2 separate regions of the Homo sapiens genome follow, and region 2 is linked to region 1. A link is an interaction called in ENCODE POLR2A ChIA-PET data of the cell type or tissue named here. Cell type or tissue: Panc1. All regions are shown on one strand. Links, peaks and the distances in the headings refer to the core of each region. The heading gives the core; the rest is flanking DNA.

Region 1 (5,391 bases), core at 303-5,302:
TTTTGGGTTCTTAGAGGACTGCAAGTAGATATTAGAAGACTTCATAAAAGAGGTGACATTTGAGCTAGAGTTTGGACTGTTTCACCAGTATAAAAGTATTGGGATTAATAAGCAGGGGAAGGAGCAATAGTGTGTGATTTGTAAATCATAGGAGCAGCTTTGATTCTGGTACCCATTCCCTACCCTCATGTGGGATAGCTTTTCTCAACAGATGTTTGAGCAAGAGCTAGTTATTGCTTTATGGTTTTTTTTGTTGTTGTTGTTTGTTTGTTTTTTTGTTTTTTTTTGAGACAGAATCTCAGTCCTAGGCTGAAGTGCCATGGCACAATCATGGCTCACTGCAGCCTCAACTTCCCCAGCTCAAGTGATCCTCCTACCTCAGCCTCCCAAGTAGCTGGGACTACAGGCGTGTGCCACCATGGCCAGCCAATTAAAAACATTTTTTTTTGTAGACACTAGATCTATTTTGTCCAGGCTGGTCTTGAACGCCTGGACTCAGGCATTCCTCCTGCCTCAGTTACCCAAACTGTTGGGATTACAGGCATGAGCAACCATACCTGGTCCTACTTTATGACTTTAAAATATTTTCTTTATGCCTATTTAAATTATAGAATATAAAATAGTATTTATAAAAGTATACATTTATTCATACCCGCTATGTATCACATACTCGGCTAGATTCTAGGAAAGCAGAGAAAAAAAAAAAGTCCTTGCTTCAAGAAGCTCACAGTCTGTTGTGGGGAGACAGAAAAGCAAAGTTAAAATACAGTTGTAATAAGTTACGTTAATGGTATGCCTGAAGTGTTTTGGAAGCTCATAGGAAGGACATCTAACCCAGCCTTGATGGAGGAGGGGAGATAAACGATGGAGGTAAAAATAGATGGAGAGAGTTCATTGAAAATCTATATTCCTTTACTTCTGGATAGAGCATAGTTTTTCTGAGTTAGGAGGGGATTGGAGATGGGACCCAGGGGACATACCAAGCATAAAGGCATGGGACAAGAACACACATGGGGAATGCTTGGGGAACTGAAAGGGTGTGTTACAGGATAAGTCAATTAACAGTAGAGATCAGGCAGGGGGAGGCCTGATAGATTGAGAAAGATGGTGGAGAGCTCAAGGGGATTGGAGTTCTGGATGAGGTCAAAGGATTGAAGTGAAAGAGTTGGTGGAATAGGACTGGTTATGGTTAAGAGTAGTTTTGGAGTTTTGTACTTGAGAGATGGTTTTGTACTTAGATTGTTTAGAGGGTGTTTTTTAAAAGTTAGTTTTGTGATTTTCCTTGTAATGAAGAGGTGGAGCAGATGATAGCCCAGATGGAAAGTTCCATGAGGGCAGGATCAGTTGAATACTCAGGGCCTGTTTATGTAAATCTGAACTTTGGTATTGAGAATGAAAAGCATAGCACATTCGTAGATTTACTTTTTTGGTGAGAAACATCTATATTGGCATTTGTTGTTTTTATTAGATACTAACCTCAGTGACGGCTACATATACACTTATACCTTTATAAATACCTAGTTCAGAAATGATTTTGTAGGCATGTAACAGTTTCTGTTCTTTGCATTGATGTTTCTGGGGAGAATGGTGGACATAGTGTAAAACTGGCATATGTAATGCCTATATATTATATACTACATCATGTGTTAGATTACATGCTAGAAATTTGGATGGAACACTACCCAGAATTGTGAGTCACTATTTGGGAATTGCCCTTGATGCATGGATAATTTACCCGTAGACAATTGGGAGCTGTGTATTTAAGTTAATAAAATTTCTTTGTATTACATGATGCCAGAGTACAGGCATGTTAATTATAGGTGATCACAGTTTTTGTTTCTTGTTATTAATTTCAAATAGCTTTATGAAATAATTATATTTGCTGTCTTTCTTAGATAAGTCAAGAACATAATGTGTTTCTTTTGAGCTCCTTCAGGGAGAGTAAGTTTAATTTATTCTTCCACTAGAAAGAAAGATACTGTGCTTTATTCACTGCTGCACACCCAGTGCCCAGCGTATAGGAGACACTCACATTTGTTGAATGAATGAATCAGTCTCTGCATCCCTGCCACCTAGCACAGTAATGGACATGAGATACTGAGTAAGCATTTATTAAATTGAGTTGAAAGATTTGAATATATTACCAGAAAATTTTTGGAAGGCCAAAAATCTCATATCAGAATGACCAGTATATACTTATTAATGGAAGCTCAGGAATTCCTGAAGAATAGCTTTTCTGTTGGTAAATATGTACTAACTGGTTGAGTAATATATGCTAATGTAATTTAAAAAATTATGTGATTGTGAAGGCAGGAAAGCGATGGATTGTTTCAGGCCAGGCCCACTGCTTGCTGTACTTTAATGTCATTGCTGCTTATCGCCTTCTCTGCAGCCTTGTTGACACTCCTGACAACAAGTGTTTGTCTTTGGCTTCTAGGGCACTGTTTCCTGTTCCTTTACCTTTCTTGTTGGTTCTTCTGGCATCTGCCCTTAATCCTTTATCCTACAATTGAATATACTGTTTCTGAGGAATTCTGTGTTCTATGAATAGAGTCAATGATGACTGTGACCTCTGCATCTTCAGCTGTTTGGAGCCCCAGCCCTGTATTTCTAACAATATAGTGAATCTCTCTTCTGGTCTTTCCCACAAACTTAACATCCAGCCCTATATTTATGCGCTCATATTTGTGTCTGTTCTTCTTGTATTCCTCGTTACACGCCACCATTCTTTCATTCTGGAAATGTAGACTTTAATTTTCAGAGCCCTTACTCTATACATCCTACCTGACAGGTCCTACTAATTTTACCTCAGAGAAGCCTGTACAGTTGGTCCTGTTTCTTCTGTGTCTACTGCCTTAAATTCTGCACTTCATCACTTGGGCTGTGGTAATAACCACATACCTGGAATCCCTTTCGGTTTATTTTCTGTGTTGACCCAAGTAATCATTCTTAAAAAAAACAACAACACACATTTAGGACTGGGAACAGTGACTCACACCTGTAATTTCGACACTTTGGGAGGCCAAGGCGGGTGGATCACCTGAGGTCAGGAGTTCAAGACTATCCTGGTCAACATGGGTGAAACCCTGTCTCTACAAAAAATACCAAAATTAGCCGGGCATGGTGGCGGGCGCTTGTAATCCCAGCTACGTGGGAGGCTGAGGCAGGAGAATTGCTGGAACCCAGGAGGTGGAGATTGCAGTGAGCCTAGATGGTGCCACTATACTCCAGCCTGGGGGACAGAGCGAGACTGTCTCAAAAAAATAAAATAAAATAAAAAACAAATTTAGTTAAATGCTTTACTTGAAAACCGATCTCATGCTATCTACAACATTTTCATTGCTAACTCCCCCCATATATTTCCTGTGTTCCAGCGATCTCAGGCTACTTGTGATTACTCACTGTATGCTCACCCATGCCTCCCTGTTAGGCAGGAGTGAAGGAGGAATAAGAGCCTGGAGGGATTTATTCAGCTTTGTCTGTGGGTAATTATACTCATCCTGCATCTTGAAAGATGAGTTTATTTTGACAGTCCTCTTAGCTGCTTCTGTCTCTCTCCAATTCCATACCCCATTCCAAGTTTTGGACAGAAGAGTATGATTGGACCAGCACATTCATGTTTTTGATACAGGCTTCACTGGTCACAGGTCTGCTGGATACCTGTGGATGCACACATTTGCCGTAGTCTGCGGTGTTGGAGATGGGGACAGAACAGTATCACATATGTGAAACAGAGCCAGTGCTTCCCTTCCCAACAGTCGTAGGCCAGGCAATGTGGACTGTGGGTTGACATCACTGGAGACTGTTTCAGAATCAGAATAAAGACCAATAATAAACCTTTTTTTTTTTTTTCTATTTATGGAATATGGGAGCTGTGGAAGAGAGGTATTACTAGGCTGGTTGTTTGCTTCAGGGATCTGCTTCTCATCTTTCCAGGACTTAATTCAGCTACTACCTCTGTTAAAATTTTTCTTTGATGCTGTGCAACTTACTGAATAAGATTTTACCTGCTGATCTGTGATGTCACTATTGCCATATACAAAAGTCCCATGACTATTTCTGGTTTTAAAATTCTGTATTAACAATTCGTGTTTTGATATGGAATAGGGCAAATATGCATTAAATATGCTGTTTCTCAAAGTTTTTTCTTCTAGATAAATGTTAGAATTAATATATCACATAAGCATACAAAACAAACACGTAAGAAAAATCCTAGTAGGATTTTCATTGGGATTGCATTTGGTTTATGGGTTAATTTTGGCAGAATTACATTTATCCTTTCTACTCAGGAGCAAGTCTGTCTTTTCATATATTCAGGGTTTTTTTGTGTGTGTCTATCAGTAGCATTTTACATACACAGACACCCATATGTAAATATGAATGTTATATTACATGAAGTATTTTAAACTTGCGTTTGCTATTGTGACTATATTTCCGTTTCAATTTCTAACTGGTGATTAATAATATATAAAAAAACTGTCAATTTTTGGCCGGGCGCGGTGGCTCATGCCTGTAATCCCAGCACTTTGGGAGGCCAAGGTGGGCGGATCACGAGATCAGGAGATCAAGACCATCCTGGCTAACACGGTGAAACCCTGTCTCTACTAAAAATAAAAAAAAAATTAGCCAGGCGTGGTGGTGGGTGCCTGGAGTCCCAGCTACTCAGGAGGCTGAGACAGGAGAATGGCGTGAACCCGGGAGGCGGAGCTTACAGTGAGCAGAGTTCACGCCACTGCACTCCAGCCTGGGTGACAGAGCGAGACTCTGTCTCCCAAAAAAAAAAAAAACAAAAAAAAACCTGTCTATTTTTATTATTTACTTGGTATCGAAGTATTTTTGTGAATTCTCCCTCTGGTTGGATATTTTTCAAATGATTCCTTCAGATTTTCTTGTCAGGCAGGCACTTATCTGCACACAATAATGATTCTGTCTTTTTCAGTATTCATAACTGTCGTTTATTTTTTCATTGCATTGGCTAAAGTGCAGTGCTGTTCAGAAGACATGCCTTGAGAGCCGTAAATGTAAGCCATATATGTAGTTTTACATTTCTAGTAGGCAATTGATTTCATTACATTGTTTAATGTAATATATTCAAAATCTTATTTCAGTGTATATGTTCAATATAAAATTTATTAATTAACTATTTTATGTTCTTTTTTTACTACTAGGTCTTTGGAATCCCATGTGTATTTTACACTTAGATCACATCTCAGTTTGGACTAGCCACGTTTCAGGTGTGCAGTGGCACTTGCGGTTACCGCATTGGACAGCATAGAGTTAGAGCCTTCTTGATATATAATAATTATGATCATAGTTGGCCTTGTTGTCCCTTACTTGGTTGGAATTTGCTTTTCAGTATGATGTTTAATGTTGATTTCTAATAAATATACT
Region 2 (5,391 bases), core at 180-5,179, 130 kb before region 1:
CAAAACACTGCATTGTTTTTGAGAAACAGGGAAAAATAGCACGTTTGTTAGCTTTAATCTGATACGTATTTGCATGTGCTGCCGTTTCAATTCTTACAATACTTTTGAGGTATTAAACTTCCTACATTTCTAAATGATAAAATCAGAATTTCATATCAGTTTCATTACAAAGGTCCACTGATGTGCTAGATTTTTGTCTGACAAATACAACTTCAAAGTTTACCACAATCACTTGAAACAACCAGTTAACGATAATGTTTTACACCAGAATTCCTTTTGAGAAAGCTCATTATTTACTGGAAAGAAATATTTTGCTAAGTTACTTGAGCTGGGAGGGTGAGATCTCAAGGACATGATTAAGTAATAATAAGAAGAATAGTAGAGAACACATGGAGCCTGAATCCTGTTAAACAGGAGCTCACTTGTTCCACTGCTCTGTGAGTTGATTTTGTGTGTGCCCGTTTGGGAGTGATAGCAACGAAAGCAGATTGTCCCTGCATAACACAGAGAGGAGACCTGGCTAGCCTGGCACTGCTGAAGAAAGGAGAGAGATAAACAATTCTCGGTCATGGTACATCTGAAAGCAGATTGAATTGCAATATCTAGTATTTGGCTATAGGGTATGATTGTAAACCCCTGGGTCAGGGTCTTTCATCTCTGGCACTGTTGACATTTTGGGCCACGTAACTCTTGATGGTGGGGCTGTCTTGGGCACTTTAGGATGTATAGCAGCATCCCTGGCCACTAACCACTAGATACCAGTGGCATCTTCCTGCTACCCACAGATATGATAACCAAAAATGTCTCCAGACATTGCCAAATGTGCCAAAATCATCCCTGGTAGAGAACCACTGGTAAAGTCCAATTTGCTTTTTTTTTTAAAAAAAGAAGTCAACAGTCAGCAGCCAAGATGAATGCTTTTATAATAGGAAACAGGACGTAACTATAGGCTTATTGTACTGGGACACTTTTGTACTAATGTTGTAGACATGTGTCATGCCCATACACATTCAAGTTTCAAATAAATGTCTGATACATATTGCAAAGACGAGAGGAACCAAGAGTTTGATCTTCTGCAAATTCCTAGTTCCCCTATGCCATCAACCTTGAACTTGCCTTTATTATAGCACTTTACCTTATACCTTCACTCCTGCATATATGTGTCTGTTTCCTTTGTAGCCTGCAGCACTTTTATCTCCACTGCCCAATACAATTTTAAAATTATTCTAAGCCGAAGTCACGAAGTGGCAGCCCACAGACCTGAAGCTATGTTTTATTTAGGCCTATTAAACCTCGAGAATGTTCATATTAAAACACAGATTTACCAGCCAGGCGCAGTGGCTCAGACCTGTAATCCCAGCACTTTGGGAGGCCGAGGCGGGCGGATCACGAGGTCAGGAGTTTGAGACCAGCCTGGCCAACATGCTAAAACCCTGCCTCTGCTAAAAATATAAACTAACTATTCCATTAGTTCTGTGCCTTTGGAGAACCCTAAGATAGGAATCCAGGCACTGGAAATCATACCCAGATTGACTTTTTCACAGCCACCAAAGTAAAAAAGATCCTGCAGATCCTGCAACCTCTAAGTCTGGTAAAACAACAGCAACACAAGCTGACCTCCAAGCCTTTATTGACTTGCTAATTGCGATTCTTACTTTAAGCTTTGCCTCTATGTCCATCTCTTTTGAAGCTGTTGTATTTCCTGGAAACCGCCCCCAGCCGCCCTTTTTTTCAACTCAGTCTCATTATGACTAAATACAAGAAAAAAAATCAGTTTCACACAATAACATGGTGGTCATTGCAGCATTCTATGTTTATAATTGGGCTTTCTACCTGAGCCAAACTGCTTTTCCCACCCTCTTTTAAATAGGCTTTATTTTATTTTATTTTGAGACGAGGTCTCGTTCTGTCTCCCAGGCTGGAGTGCAGTGGCTTGATCACAACTCACTGATGCCTTAAATTCCTGAGCTCAAGTGATCCTCTCACTTCAGCCTCCCAAGTAGCTGAGACTATAGGCATGAGCCACTATAGCTGGCTAATTTTTAAATTTGTTGCAGAGACAAGGGCTCACCATGTTGCCCAGGCTGGTCTGGAACTCCTGGGCTCAAATGATCCTGCTGCCTCAGCCTTCCCAAAGTACTGGGATTACAGGTGTGAGCCACCATGCCTGACTGCTTTATGTTCTTACATTTGTTTTAGGCCCACAGAAAAACTGAGCAGAAAGTAGAGTGTCCCCATATATCTCCTGTCCCCTACATGCTCAGCCTCCCCCACTATCAACACCAAACTCTTAAAATTAGATATTTCTTGTCTTTTTGAAACTCTTAAGCATTCTAGAATATCATATATTTTAGCAAGGGCAGTGTGGTGATTTCCTAACACTGCCAACTCTGTCTTTGATCATTCTGTTTCTTTCCGTTCTCAGCCCTTACCCTTCTTTGTAATTTTATTTTAGAATACTTAATTGTCAAATAAAGATTGTATATATTCAAAGTGTAGAATGTGATGATTGATATATGTATATATTGTGTAATGATCACTACAATAAAATGAAGACATCCATCACCACCCATGCTTTACATTAGATTCCTAGAACATATTCATCATATAACTGAGTGTTTGTACCCTTTGACCAATATCTCCCATTTCCCTCACTCCCTAATCCCTGGTAATCATTATTCTACTCTCCGCTTCTATAAGTTCAACTTTTTTAGATTCTGTATGTGAGATCACACAGCATTTGTCTTTCTGTGTCTGGTTTATTTCATGTGACACAATTTCTCTAGGTCCCATCCATGTTGTCAGAAATGCAGAATTTCCTTCTTTTTTATGGCTGAATTATATTCCATTGTATATATGAACCACAATTTCTTTCTCCATTCATCCATTGATCAATACTTAGGTTGAGTCCATATCTTGGCTATTGTGAATAGTGCCGCAATGAACATGAGCATGCAGATATCTCTTTAACTGATTTCATTTTCTTCAGTTACATAACCAGAGGTAGAACTGCTGGATCATATCATAGTTTTATTTTTAATGTTTTGGGTAACCTCTATATTATTTTCTGGTAATGGCTGGACAAATTTACATTCCCACCAATAGTGTACAGGTGCTTTCTTTTCTCCGTATCCTCACCAACACTTATCCCTTGTCTTTTCTGGAAATAACCATCCTAACAGGTGTGATATTATATCTCACTGTGGTTTTGATTTGCATGTTTCCAACGATTAGTCATGTTGAGCATTTTTCATATATCCATTGACTGTAAGTCTTCTTTGGAAAATGTCCATTCAGGACCTTTGCACATTTTTTAATCAGATTATTTATTTATTCATTTATTTGCTATTGAGTTGTGTGAGTTCTTTATATTTTTTGGATATTGACTCCTTATTGGATATATGGTTTTCAAATATTTTCTCCCATTCTATTGTTAGCTGCCTCTTCCTTTTTTTGATTGTTGTGCAGAAGCTTTTTAGTTTGATGTAGTCCCACTTGTTTATTTTTGCTTTTGTTGCTTGTGCTCTTGGTGTCATGGCCAAAAAAAAAAAAAAAAAAAAAAAAAAAAAAAAAAAATCATTGCTTCCAATACAAAGAGCTTTTTGGCCATGTTTTCTGTTAGGAATTTTATGGTCTTAGATCTTATATGTAATTCTTAAATTTATTTCAAGTTAATTTTTGAATATGTTATAAAACAAGGATCCACTTTTATTATTTTGCATGTAGATATTCAATTTTCCCAACATCATTTGTTAAAGAGAGTTTCCTTTCCCCATTGCATGTTCTTGGTGCTTTTGTCAAAAATTAGTTGACTATTTATTTGCATGGGTTTATTTATGGGCATATTATTCTGTTCCATTGGTCTATGTGTTCAGTTTTATGCACGTACTATCCTGTTTTCACTACTATAGCTTTGTAACATAGTTTGAAATCAGCAACTGTCTCCAGCTTTGTTCTTTCTCAAAATTGTTTTGGCTATTCAGGGTCTTTTTTGTTTCCATGTTAATTTTAGAATTGTTTTTTCTACTTATGTGAAAAATGTCATTGGAATTGTGATAAAAATTGCACTGAAAGCCCTTTAATAACCTTCTTTTATTTTTTTAAAATAAAATTTAAGCTTTTTTTTTTTTGAGACAGGGTGTTGCTCTTTGGCCCAGGCTGAAGGGAGTACAGTGGTACCACCGTAGTTCACCGCAGCCTGCAATTCGTGGATTCAGGCCACCTTCCCACCTCAGCCTCTTGAGTAGCTGGGACTACAGGTACATACATCTACACCTAGCTGTTTATTTTATTTTTTGTAGAGAAAGGGTTTTACTATGTTGCCCAGGCTGGTCTCAAACTCCTGGCTTCAAGCGATCCTCCTGCCTTGGCCTCTCAAAGTGTTGGGATTACAGGCATGAGCCACCATTATCAGGGAGTTTTATGAAGCAGAGAATGGAGGAAGGTTGATTTTCATCAAAAAATTGGAGCATATCACAGTCTTCCGTTTTAGTTAAAAAAAAAAGTCACCTATAAGAAAAATTAAAGCTAAAACTATATTCTGGAGCCATGTTAATAGCTGATATGGTAAATTGCTGCAAATAGCAGTTCCTTTGTAAAAGCCAGAGAAGTTAGAGGAAAATACAGATAAAATAATAGCATTTGGGTTTCTTTCAATATGTATGGCTTAAGGCTCTTGAGCTTTCCTTTGATAAGAATCAGGTCCACAGCTGCTGCTTTTGTTAATGCCGTAATTTTGTAGTGAACTCATAATTTACTGGTTACCCGCTGTATGCAAGGCACTGTGGGATGCATATGTCAAAGAGCGTGCCCACATTTCTTCAGCAACCAGCCACTGTGATCAGCACTCTGCTGGATGTTTTCTTCCTTCTTTTTTTTTTTCTTTATTTTGAGACAGACTTTCACTCCTGTTGCCCAGGCTGGAGTGCAGTGGCACGATCTCAGCTCACTACAACCTCCACCTCCTGGGTTCAAGCGATTACCCTGCCTCAGCCTCCCGAGTAGCTGGGATTACAGGCATGTGCCACCATGCCCTGCTAATTTTTGTATTTTTAGTAGAGACGGGGTTTCACCATGTTGGCCAGACTGGTCTCGACCTCCTGACCTCAGGTGATCTGCCTGCCTCAGCCTCCCAAAGTGCTGGGATTACAGGTGTGAGCCACTGTGCCCAGCCAAATACTAAGTTAATTTTAATCAGCCCCCAATACTGACATAGCACCTAAACTTGGCAATTTACGGCCCAGTTAAGGTTTAGCTTTGTCTTGTTAAAAGAAAAACTTCAGCAGAATTAAATTTAAAGGCGTTTAACTGAGCAATGACCTCACGAAACAGGCAGCCCCCAGAATCACAGCAGATTCAGATAGGCTCCAGCACAGCCACGTGGTGGAAGAA

What was found. ChIA-PET counts read pairs that join two places held together with the same protein. Peaks named below come from ENCODE experiments on the same cell type or tissue, not always from the same donor. Only the 100,000 strongest peaks of a DNase experiment are listed, where the experiment ranks them.
Region 2: POLR2A ChIA-PET joins it to region 1 with 8 read pairs; 10 of 35 experiments call an interaction of 5 or more read pairs at or near these places.

Annotation. Positions count from the first base shown.
Region 1 is chr2:222,876,059-222,881,449 of GRCh38, forward strand. All of the region lies in intron 1 of ACSL3 (acyl-CoA synthetase long chain family member 3), which reads left to right. Among named protein-coding and RNA genes, the nearest start is that of ACSL3, 18 kb to the left of the region's middle. In Panc1, for the core only: no CTCF peak of the experiment used is centred there; a DNase peak (open chromatin) is centred at 2,934.
Region 2 is chr2:222,746,016-222,751,406 of GRCh38, forward strand. It overlaps LOC105373903 (a long non-coding RNA gene), which reads left to right. Exons shown (of 4, transcript XR_001739904.2): 2 at 4,138-4,259. Among named protein-coding and RNA genes, the nearest start is that of MOGAT1, 77 kb to the left of the region's middle. In Panc1, for the core only: no CTCF peak of the experiment used is centred there; no DNase peak of the experiment used is centred there.